2 separate regions of the Homo sapiens genome follow, and region 1 is linked to region 2. Evidence: read pairs that join two places in POLR2A ChIA-PET (ENCODE). Cell type or tissue: PC-3. All regions are shown on one strand. Each heading gives the region's core, and the rest is flanking DNA. Links, peaks and the distances in the headings are about the cores only. Region 1 overlaps RASSF5 (Ras association domain family member 5). Region 2 overlaps DSTYK (dual serine/threonine and tyrosine protein kinase).

The links. ChIA-PET counts read pairs that join two places held together with the same protein. Peaks named below come from ENCODE experiments on the same cell type or tissue, not always from the same donor. Only the 100,000 strongest peaks of a DNase experiment are listed, where the experiment ranks them.
Region 1: POLR2A ChIA-PET joins it to region 2 with 11 read pairs; 1 of 35 experiments calls an interaction of 5 or more read pairs at or near these places.

Annotation. Positions count from the first base shown.
Region 1 is chr1:206,511,898-206,516,288 of GRCh38, forward strand. The region is part of intron 1 of RASSF5 (Ras association domain family member 5); the gene reads left to right. Among named protein-coding and RNA genes, the nearest start is that of RASSF5, 6.6 kb to the left of the region's middle. In PC-3, for the core only: no CTCF peak of the experiment used is centred there; DNase peaks (open chromatin) are centred at 1,494 and 1,864; H3K4me3 peaks cover 1,347 bases; H3K27ac peaks cover 1,932 bases.
Region 2 is chr1:205,173,928-205,178,318 of GRCh38, forward strand. The region is part of intron 2 of DSTYK (dual serine/threonine and tyrosine protein kinase); the gene reads right to left. Among named protein-coding and RNA genes, the nearest start is that of DSTYK, 36 kb to the right of the region's middle. RefSeq lists an enhancer at 772-1,273. In PC-3, for the core only: no CTCF peak of the experiment used is centred there; DNase peaks (open chromatin) are centred at 1,684 and 2,204; H3K27ac peaks cover 2,304 bases.

The DNA.
Region 1 (4,391 bases), core at 285-4,284, 1.3 Mb after region 2:
TTTGTGAAAAAGGCTCCTGGGACATTGGCATTGATTCTTTCTGTAGCAGAGAAAGGTCTTCATTTCAGGCCTCTCAGAAATCATCCTGTGTTGTTCTGGCGGCTTCTGTATTTATTTACCTTGGGCACTTGGAAGGTATTTGCGCACCCAGCAGCACTGAGTGTGTAGCGTGTGTTTTCCTTGATTTAGCCCCGTGTTTGGCTTTAGAGTTTAAGAAAATGAAGCACAGAAATGGAAATTTTGTTGTTAAAGATTGTGAGAATCCCCCACTCCCAAGCCCTCTCCTACCCCTGGCTCTAACTGGGATCTTCTTCTTGGGCAAGGTCCTGTTGGAGGATGTGTGCGTTAGGGGCCAGGGAAAGGACCTGGAATGCTTTCAAAGAGGCCTTCTGAGCTTCCCACGCTGCAGCCCGTTTTTCCTCTCCTCCCTGCTTCCTGTCTTATCAAAAGATGAAAGTGAAAGGATTAAATGTGCGCTTAATTTTCCCCACTATTCATCAGAGCATGAAATTTTCTGATTATGGAGTGTGGGGGGCTTGAATCCCAGGTACAGTCAAAAATGATTAATGCCACTTGTCTGCCAGCCTAATTAGACTTGGTAATGAACGTGTGTGTTTGCCTGCTGATCCTGCGGAGTTATTAGGTGGAAGTGAATTGACATCTCCCCGCAGCACTGAGGGTTTGGTCTGATATCCTCTCTCTTCTCCCCAATTCTACCGGCGAGCCAGCCTGTGCCAAGCCTGGCAGGTAGTCCCTGAGTGACAAAGAAAAGACAGCCCCCAGCCCAGTCCCAAGGGCCCTGCCTCGGTGGGAGAGTGAATTTATCCTGTCAGGGAGCTACCTCCTGTGAAGTGTGAGCAGGTCAGGGGCCAGAGGCTCAGGGGAAGCTGCCGCAAGGCCGAACCCAGGTCTGAGAATGGGCATAAGAAGAATTCTTTGCATGTCAGTAGTGCCTTTTCTCTGAAGAGCCCAAAGTGTTTTCATGCCCGCTGCTACATTCATGCTCAAAATAGTTTCATGAGGTCAGAATACAGGGATACAGGGATGCTTAGCTCAGCTGAAAGGGAATTACCTGGCCAGGAGTCACCTGCTGGCTTTGCCAGGGACAGTGGTAAAGTTAGAACCTCTCGGGCGGGCCTCATTCTGACAGGTCTTCAAGGCTTTGGTGCTGTCTCAGGCCCTCAAGCCATTTCCCCCGCTTTGGGCTTCAGAGTCAGCACCTCTGTGTGAGAGGCTGCTACCTGAGGTGGGATGGCCATGGGTGGGTCCCAGCTCCTGCACCCCAGTGTTCTCCCACAGGGTTCTCTCTGGCTCCCACACCCACCCCTCATTCCTCAGTTTCCCCATGGAGGGCAGCTGCTGGCATTCTTGCTCTGCCCAGGCTTACTATGAAGGCTGCTGAGGAACCTGTAAACACATCTCTGGCCTCACCAGAGGCCCTTCCTGTTCGCATTCCTCAGATGGCAAGGTGAGTATTCTTGGGTGGGTGAGTATTTGTGGGTGTGCAAAGCATGCAAGCTCCCCACCCCCAGCCCTTCTGAGGGAACCATGTTCCTGGGGCTCAGTCAGCACCAGCTGGTATGATTTCCTTCTCACAAGCTTGCAGACCTGGGTCTGTGCTGGTGGCAGGATGCTTTCTGCCTCCCTGCAGGGTCTCGCTCTGTCTCTGCTGACTCTGGGCACCTGCCCCTCCCGCAGGGCTCTGTTCTGACTCTCCATGGCTGGGTGGGGAAGGGCTGGCGGCAGCTGGGAAGGCCGGGCCTGACTGGGGAGATGGTTTTGCATTTAGTCATTTTCAGTTTTTTTCCAAGACTTTTGGCAAGCCTTTCTCCACATGTTCCGGGCTGGATCTCAGGGTCGGAAGGGGAACAGAGCCAGTTTTGGGGCTTAGGGGAAACAGCGAGGAGGCTGAGGTGATGACGTTAGACCAGGCAGAAGGCTGGGTTCCCTGGGGGCACTGGTTTAAGTGGAATAAAGTCGGGGCTTGGGAGCAGTCATGGGTTGCCCCACCCCAAGGTCAAGACTATCTTGACTCACACCTGGGGAAGTGACTTTTGAGTTTTTTCTGAAGCACTCATAACTATGCTGAGGAGACTTGGGCAGAGCCTGGTAGACCCCAAGAACTCTCCATGGTGTGGTCTTTGGCTGAAGTGGCCCACAAGGCCATGCCGGGCCTGTTCTAGCATGCCTGTGGTTCCTAGAGTACACAAAGGTTTGTGAGAGATGTACCCATTGGGAAATCTTTGAGGTTTGATTCTCTTTTTTTACCCTTTTTGGAGAGGAAGGAGGAAGGGCAGTGGGGTCCCTCCTGGCATCATAGCATGTGTCCAGCCTCCCAGGGGAGAATGCCCCACTTTGGCTGAGGAGTCTGGTGACCCCTGGGAATTGTAGCAGGTTCTAGATTTTCTTTCGGATTTTCCTACCTATAACTACTGCCCTGGCCCCATTTGAGGGCATGGGGCAGAGGGATCGGGGGGAATGCAAGATGTGCATGCTGAGGGTCTATAAGAGGGGTGGTGTTGGAAAGAGTAGTCTGTTCATTTTTGTGTGGCACTGAGCAGGTGAGTGGATGGCTGAGTATGACACTTACCTGTGACAGGTTTATTCTTCAGTGGAGGGCCTATGTGCCACCTTCTGCTCCCCATTCCTGTTTTTTGAACAAACATATTTCCAGGGTGGGGCAGGTCTTATTTAGACATCTGCAATGGCCATTGGCTGGGGCTGCTAGAAAATTAAAACTTGGCTTACATAGACCTTTAAGAAATCAGACTCCAGGTTCATGAAAGTCAGGCCAAAAAGAAGAGTGATGTTCTTATTTTTTTAAAATCCTTTTATGTTTTGTTTCTACTGGATGCTAGAGCTGGAAAAGAATTATCATTGTGTTTGCTGAAGATACAAGCTGGCATTCTGTGAACCTGCTAGGATGAGTATATTCACATGGAATAGGAAGAGTTGAGAATGGCAAAGAAACTGTGGGAGCAGAAATAACTTTTGTTGCACTTGGCTATCACTAAGGCCGTTTGATGTGCACTGCCTCTGTCAGGATTGCAATTCTGTTTCGTCGGTAGAACTGATGTAATCAGGGCCATCTCATAGATGAGGAAACACAGCATTCAGGGAAGTCAAATGACTTCGCTAAGATAACCCAGATCATTAATAGCAAAGCCAGCACCAGAACCCAGCATGGCATTTTGCCTTAGGCTAATATCATTGATCACGCAAGTTAGTTGAGTTTACTTATCCATCTGCTGCCCTTCTGCTGGTGAATGCTGAAATGTCCAAAAAAGGAGGTACAGGAAAAAAAGGGAGGTGAGCCCTATACAAGCTAGAGAATCAGCCAGGGCTGGGTAATTGAGAGTTGGCTCCACTTAAGCCAATTTTCAACAATCAGTTTCTAAATTGATTGTCACCATGTGCAAATCATGAGATCTTTAGAAAAAGGGTGAAGTTTTTCCAAATCCTAAGATGAAAGAAATAAGTGTGTCTCTCCCCGCTCCCACCTCACCCCGTAGGTGTTCAGGGTGTGTAGGGGGTGGGCCTGGAAATGCAGGTGGAGGATCTTTTTCTGTTCCAGTCCTCCTTCTTGCCATGGCCCAGCTCTCAGAGTTCATGACACAGCACTAGTCAGGAACCAAAGTGAAATTAACAGACTGGATCCTAGAGGGGACAGCTAGGGTGAAGAAGACATGGATAGGGACTGGACAATAATCTGAAGCTGCCTAATGGACCTCTGGCTCTAATCTCAGGCAGTGATGTGGCCCCATGAGAAAAAATACATCTGGGGAAACCTCCCACCCCCAAGCCAGCTCTGACTCTCTATATTTCTCCAGGTTCATCTCTTATTTGGGAACAGGTACCATTGCTTACTTTTCTTGCTGATTTGCAGGAGGCTGTTTTTTCTATCCAAGTTGAATGGAAGTTGGAGACTTGGTGGTCTCTGCTGAAAGAATTATGTGGATTATTTTTTGCATCTGAAGAAAGTATTAACCTCCCCCACCTCAAACAAAACCTCAGAGATGCCTTATTATTCAACTGGAACAGATTCCAGCTGTAACATGAGAGTTTTGAGAGAAAGCGTTGAGCATATTGTCCATGAATGTCTACCCTAGTGATGAGTGTTTTTTAAAAGCCATCTGGAGGTACCTTTATATAAAATAGGGTGATAATATATTGTACCCCAGCAAGTAAGATGGTGAAGGTTGTTGCTTCAAATTATGCTGGGCCATGGCTGAACTTGCCTCCAGCATGGAGGTCATTGAGTCATTGCTTAGATGTCAGAGACAGCAAGAGGTCATTGCAGGCATTTCCCTGTCTCTAGGTAGTGCTCCTCCCAGACCATCATTACAGTAGAAAAATCTATCTAGTTTTCCAAAGGTCAGGAATGAAGATCC
Region 2 (4,391 bases), core at 126-4,125:
AAGGCTGGTCTTGAACTCCTAACCTCAGGTGATCTGCCTGCCCCAGCCTCCCAAAGTGCTGGGATTATAGGCGTGAGCCACCATGCCTGGCCCAATACTGTTTTTAAGAGACCAGCTGACTTTATTTGCTCATAGGTGTAAATTCATTATTAAAGAAATGAATTTTGGAAGTCAGGCACAGTGGCTCATGCCTGTAATCCCAGCACTCTGGGAGGTTGAGGTGGGCAGATTGCTTGAGGCCAGGAGTTCGGGACCAGCCTGGCCAACATGGCCAAAACCAGTCTCTATTAAAAATACAAAAATTAGGCTGGGCAAGGTGGCTCACACCTGTAATCCCAGCACTTTGGGAGGCCGAGGCAGGTGGATCACGAAGTCAGGAGTTCAAGATCAGCTTGGCCAATATGGTGAAACCCTGTCTCTACTAAAAATACAAAAATTAGCTGAGTGTGGTGGCACAAGCCTGTAGTCCCAGCTACTCAGGAGGCTGAGGCAGAAGAATCACTTGAACCCAGAAGGAGGAGGTTGCAGTGAGCTGAGATCATGCCATTGTACTCCAGAATGGGTGACAGAGTGAGACTCCGTCTCCAAAAAAAAAAAAAAAAAAAATTAGCTGGGCATGGTGGCATATGCCTGTAGTCTCAGCTACTTGGGAGGCTGAGGAATGAGAATCACTTGAACCTGGGAGGTGGAGGTTGCAGTGAGCTGAGATCACACCACTGCACTCTAGCCTGGGCAACAGAGTGAGATACTGTCCAAAAAAAAAATTACTTAATTAATTAATTAAAAAAAGGGATTTCAGGCTTTATTTTTAATTTTTTTTTTTTTTTTGAGACGGAGTTTCACTCTTGTTGCCCAGGCTGGAGTGCAATGGCACATCTTGGCTCACTGCAACCTCCGCCTCCCAGGTTCAAGCGATTCTCCTGCCTCAGCGTCTCGAGTAGCTGGGATTACAGGCATGCGCCACCACGCCGGGCTAATTTTGTTTTTTTAGTAGAGATGGGGTTTCTCCATGTTGGTCAGGCTGGTCTCAAACTCCCAACCTCAGGTGATCCACTCACCTTGGTCTCCCAAAGTGCGGGGATTACAGGCACCAGCCACCGTGCCCTGCCATGGATTTCGGGCTTTCTAATGGTAGAGTATGGCCTGATATATTGGCACCCACAAAGAAGCTGCCCTTTTTTTTTTTTTTTCTGAGACAGAGTCTCGCTCTGTTGCCCAGGCTGGAGTGCAGTGGCGCAATCTTGGCTCATGCAAGCTCCGCCTCCCAGGTTCACGCCATTCTCCTGCCTCAGCCTCCCATGTTGCTGGGACTACAGGCGCACGCCCGGCAATTTTTTTGTATTTTTAGTGGAGTCAGGGTTTCACCATGTTATCCAGGATGGTCTCGATCTCCTGACCTCGTGATCCGCCTGCCTCAGCCTCCCAAAGTGCTGGGATTACAGGCGTGAGCCACCGTGCCCGCCAGAAGCTGCCTATTCCTAAATATACCTTGTACTAAACAAAAATGGATAGAAAACAGGTATCATGCTCTGTCTTCTCCCTTCCCCAGTTGACCAACATGTGCAGTTGGTCTCACTGCTCTGAGTATCATGATTGTCAGAAGATAGGCAAAGAGCTGCTGGCAGAGACCCTGGCAGCAGTACGAATTAGGCTGGAATGTGATATGCGATTCTGCAATACTCAGTGAAGGGATGACTCATGCTTGACGGTTATAAACAAAAAAGGACGCCAACACTGTTTCCTGGAGACAGGGAGTGAAAAAATAAAAATTAATATAAAGAGGATGAGCCAGAGCTGTTATGGGCCTTAGTATGGCCACCTGAGAGGGAAGTCTGACCTCAGACTGTTTCATGGATGGCTATATACCTTCTTAGCACCTAGAACAGTGCCTGGCACTTAGTAAGCATCCAATAAATAAACATGGAATGAATTAATGAAGAAATGATGCTCAAAGCCACTTTCAATCGGCATATGTAAAATCTTCTATCTTTCAACTCCCATCCCACACATTTTATCCCACACATTTATCTGAAATTGCATTTGCCTCTACTCCAAGAATAAAGCAATGAGTAAGCATTTTGCTCCTAACTCAATCAAGTAAAAAGAATCTCAAGGAATCATGACAATAACCCATAATTCCTATATTGAGTCATAGTGAATTCCTAAAGAGATTTCTCTTGTAGAACGCATTCTGCATAAATCTGTGGAGTTTACAGAAGTTGATCTGTTACCACCCATTTTCTCGGCATGATTAAGAAATGCAATAGAGGCTGGGTGCAGTGATTCACGCCTGTAATCCCAGCATTTAGGGAGGCCGAGACAGGCAGATCACCTGAGGTTGGGAGTTCAAGACCAGCCTGATCAACATGGAGAAACCCCATCTCTGCTGAAAACACAAAATTAGCCGGGGTGGTGGCGTATGCCTGTAATTCCAGCTACTCGGGAGGCTGAGGCAGGAGAATTGCTTGAGCCCAGGAGGCGGAGGTTGCGGTGAGCCGAGATCATGCCATAGCACTCCAGCCTGGGCAACAAGAGTGAAACTCCCTCTTAAAAAAAAAAAAAAAAAAAAAAAAAAAAAAAAAGAAATGCAATAGAAAGGAGCTTGCTACTCTACAAACACCAGAATATACTTCTTTGGTTTTGTTTTGGGTATAAAGTGTAAAATGACACTATTTTATTTATTTTTAAATTTTTTGTAGAGACAAAATCTCACTAAGTTGCCCAGGCTGGTCTTAAAACTCCTGAGCTCAAGCGATCCTCCTGCCTCAGCCTCCCAAAGTGCTAGGATTATAGGCATGTGCCACTGTGCCCAGCCAGTGACGCTATTTTAAATGCCAAGAAGTAATCACTCAATCACTGACGAAGGCTGACCCCTTCCTAAGAATACTGACTCTTATAGGTGAAGAATCCTTACTCTGTAGCTCATGGCACATTACTAAAACTCTATTATAACAAAGGATGATTATACTAACTGATAATTCAAACAGAAAACAGTGGCCTGGCACAGTGTCTCACGCCTGTAATCCTGGCACTTTGGAAGGCTGAGGCTGGAAGATCCCCTTGAGCCCAGGAGTTCGAGACCAGCCTGGGCAATATGGCGAGACTCCATCTCTACAAAAAATAAAACAAATTAGCCGGGTATGGTGACACCCACCTATAGTCCCAGCTACTCAGGAGGCTGAGGCAGGAAGATCCCTTGAGCCTAGGAAGTTGAGGTTACAGTGAGCCGTGATCACGTCACTGCACTCTAGCCTGAACAACAGAGTGAGACCCTATTTCTAAAATATAAACAAACATACAAACAAAAAGCCAGAAAACAGTTATGTACGCAGGCTAAAGTTGGTAGGTAGCAGATGTCTTTGCTTTCTCTAGAGTTCTGAAGCCTCAGGTTCACACACAACTATATATTAGTAATTGTCCTGCCCTTGGACAGCCTTGACCTCTATCCTTGTCCCCATATTCTAGCTACTTTACTTCCAATTCTCCTCTCGTGACATTCTCATGGGGCATTTGAAAGGTTTCTCCTGTTTGTTTTCACACAGGGCTGATTCTTTTTCATTTCTAAATAGTTCCCTGAACCATCACTCTTAAATATTAATTACATATTAAGTAAAATACCTCCCTATTTTTGTTATTGTATAGAAAATACCTTGACTTGGCTGGGTGTGGTGGCTCATGCCTGTAATCCCAGCACTTTGGGAGGCCAAGGCGGGTGAATCACTTAAGGTCAGGAGTTTGAGACCAGCCTGGCCAACATACTGAAACCTTATCTCTACTAAAAATACAAAAATTAGCCAGGCATGGTGGCAGGCACCTGTAATCCCAGTTACTCAGGAGGCTGAGGCAGGAGAATCGCTTGAACCCAGGAGGCGGAGGTTGCAGTGAGCCAAGATCGTGCCACTGCGCTCCAGCCTGGGAGACAGAGCGAGACTTCATCTCAAAAAAAAAAAAAGAAAAAGAAAATACCTTGACTCTTTTTGGTACATATACTTTCCAAGGGGGAGCTGCAACCAAACAGGCTATAACATGTTTCTAGGTTATAACATGCCTCAAAGAAACTGGGATCAATGTGAAGGCAAACCAGAGTTTTATCCCAGTAGTCAACATTGAATGGATACAAGCTCATCTCCCTACCTAGTAAAAGCATCAGTGTGTAACTCAGGCCAGATATAAGACTTAGAAAAAACAGAATCACAGTCATAGCCCTCAGTAGCCATAGAAAGCATGAGACAATCATGCTAAAAGTAGAAGAATATTTATAATCCCAAACACCCCAAAGCAAAGGCTTTAGCTCTGATTCTCAACTCATGAGCATGAAGACTTTAAGGATCTCAACTCTCTTCTCTCTATCTCGAATGACAATGGATTAGGTAACCGACAAGTTGATAAGA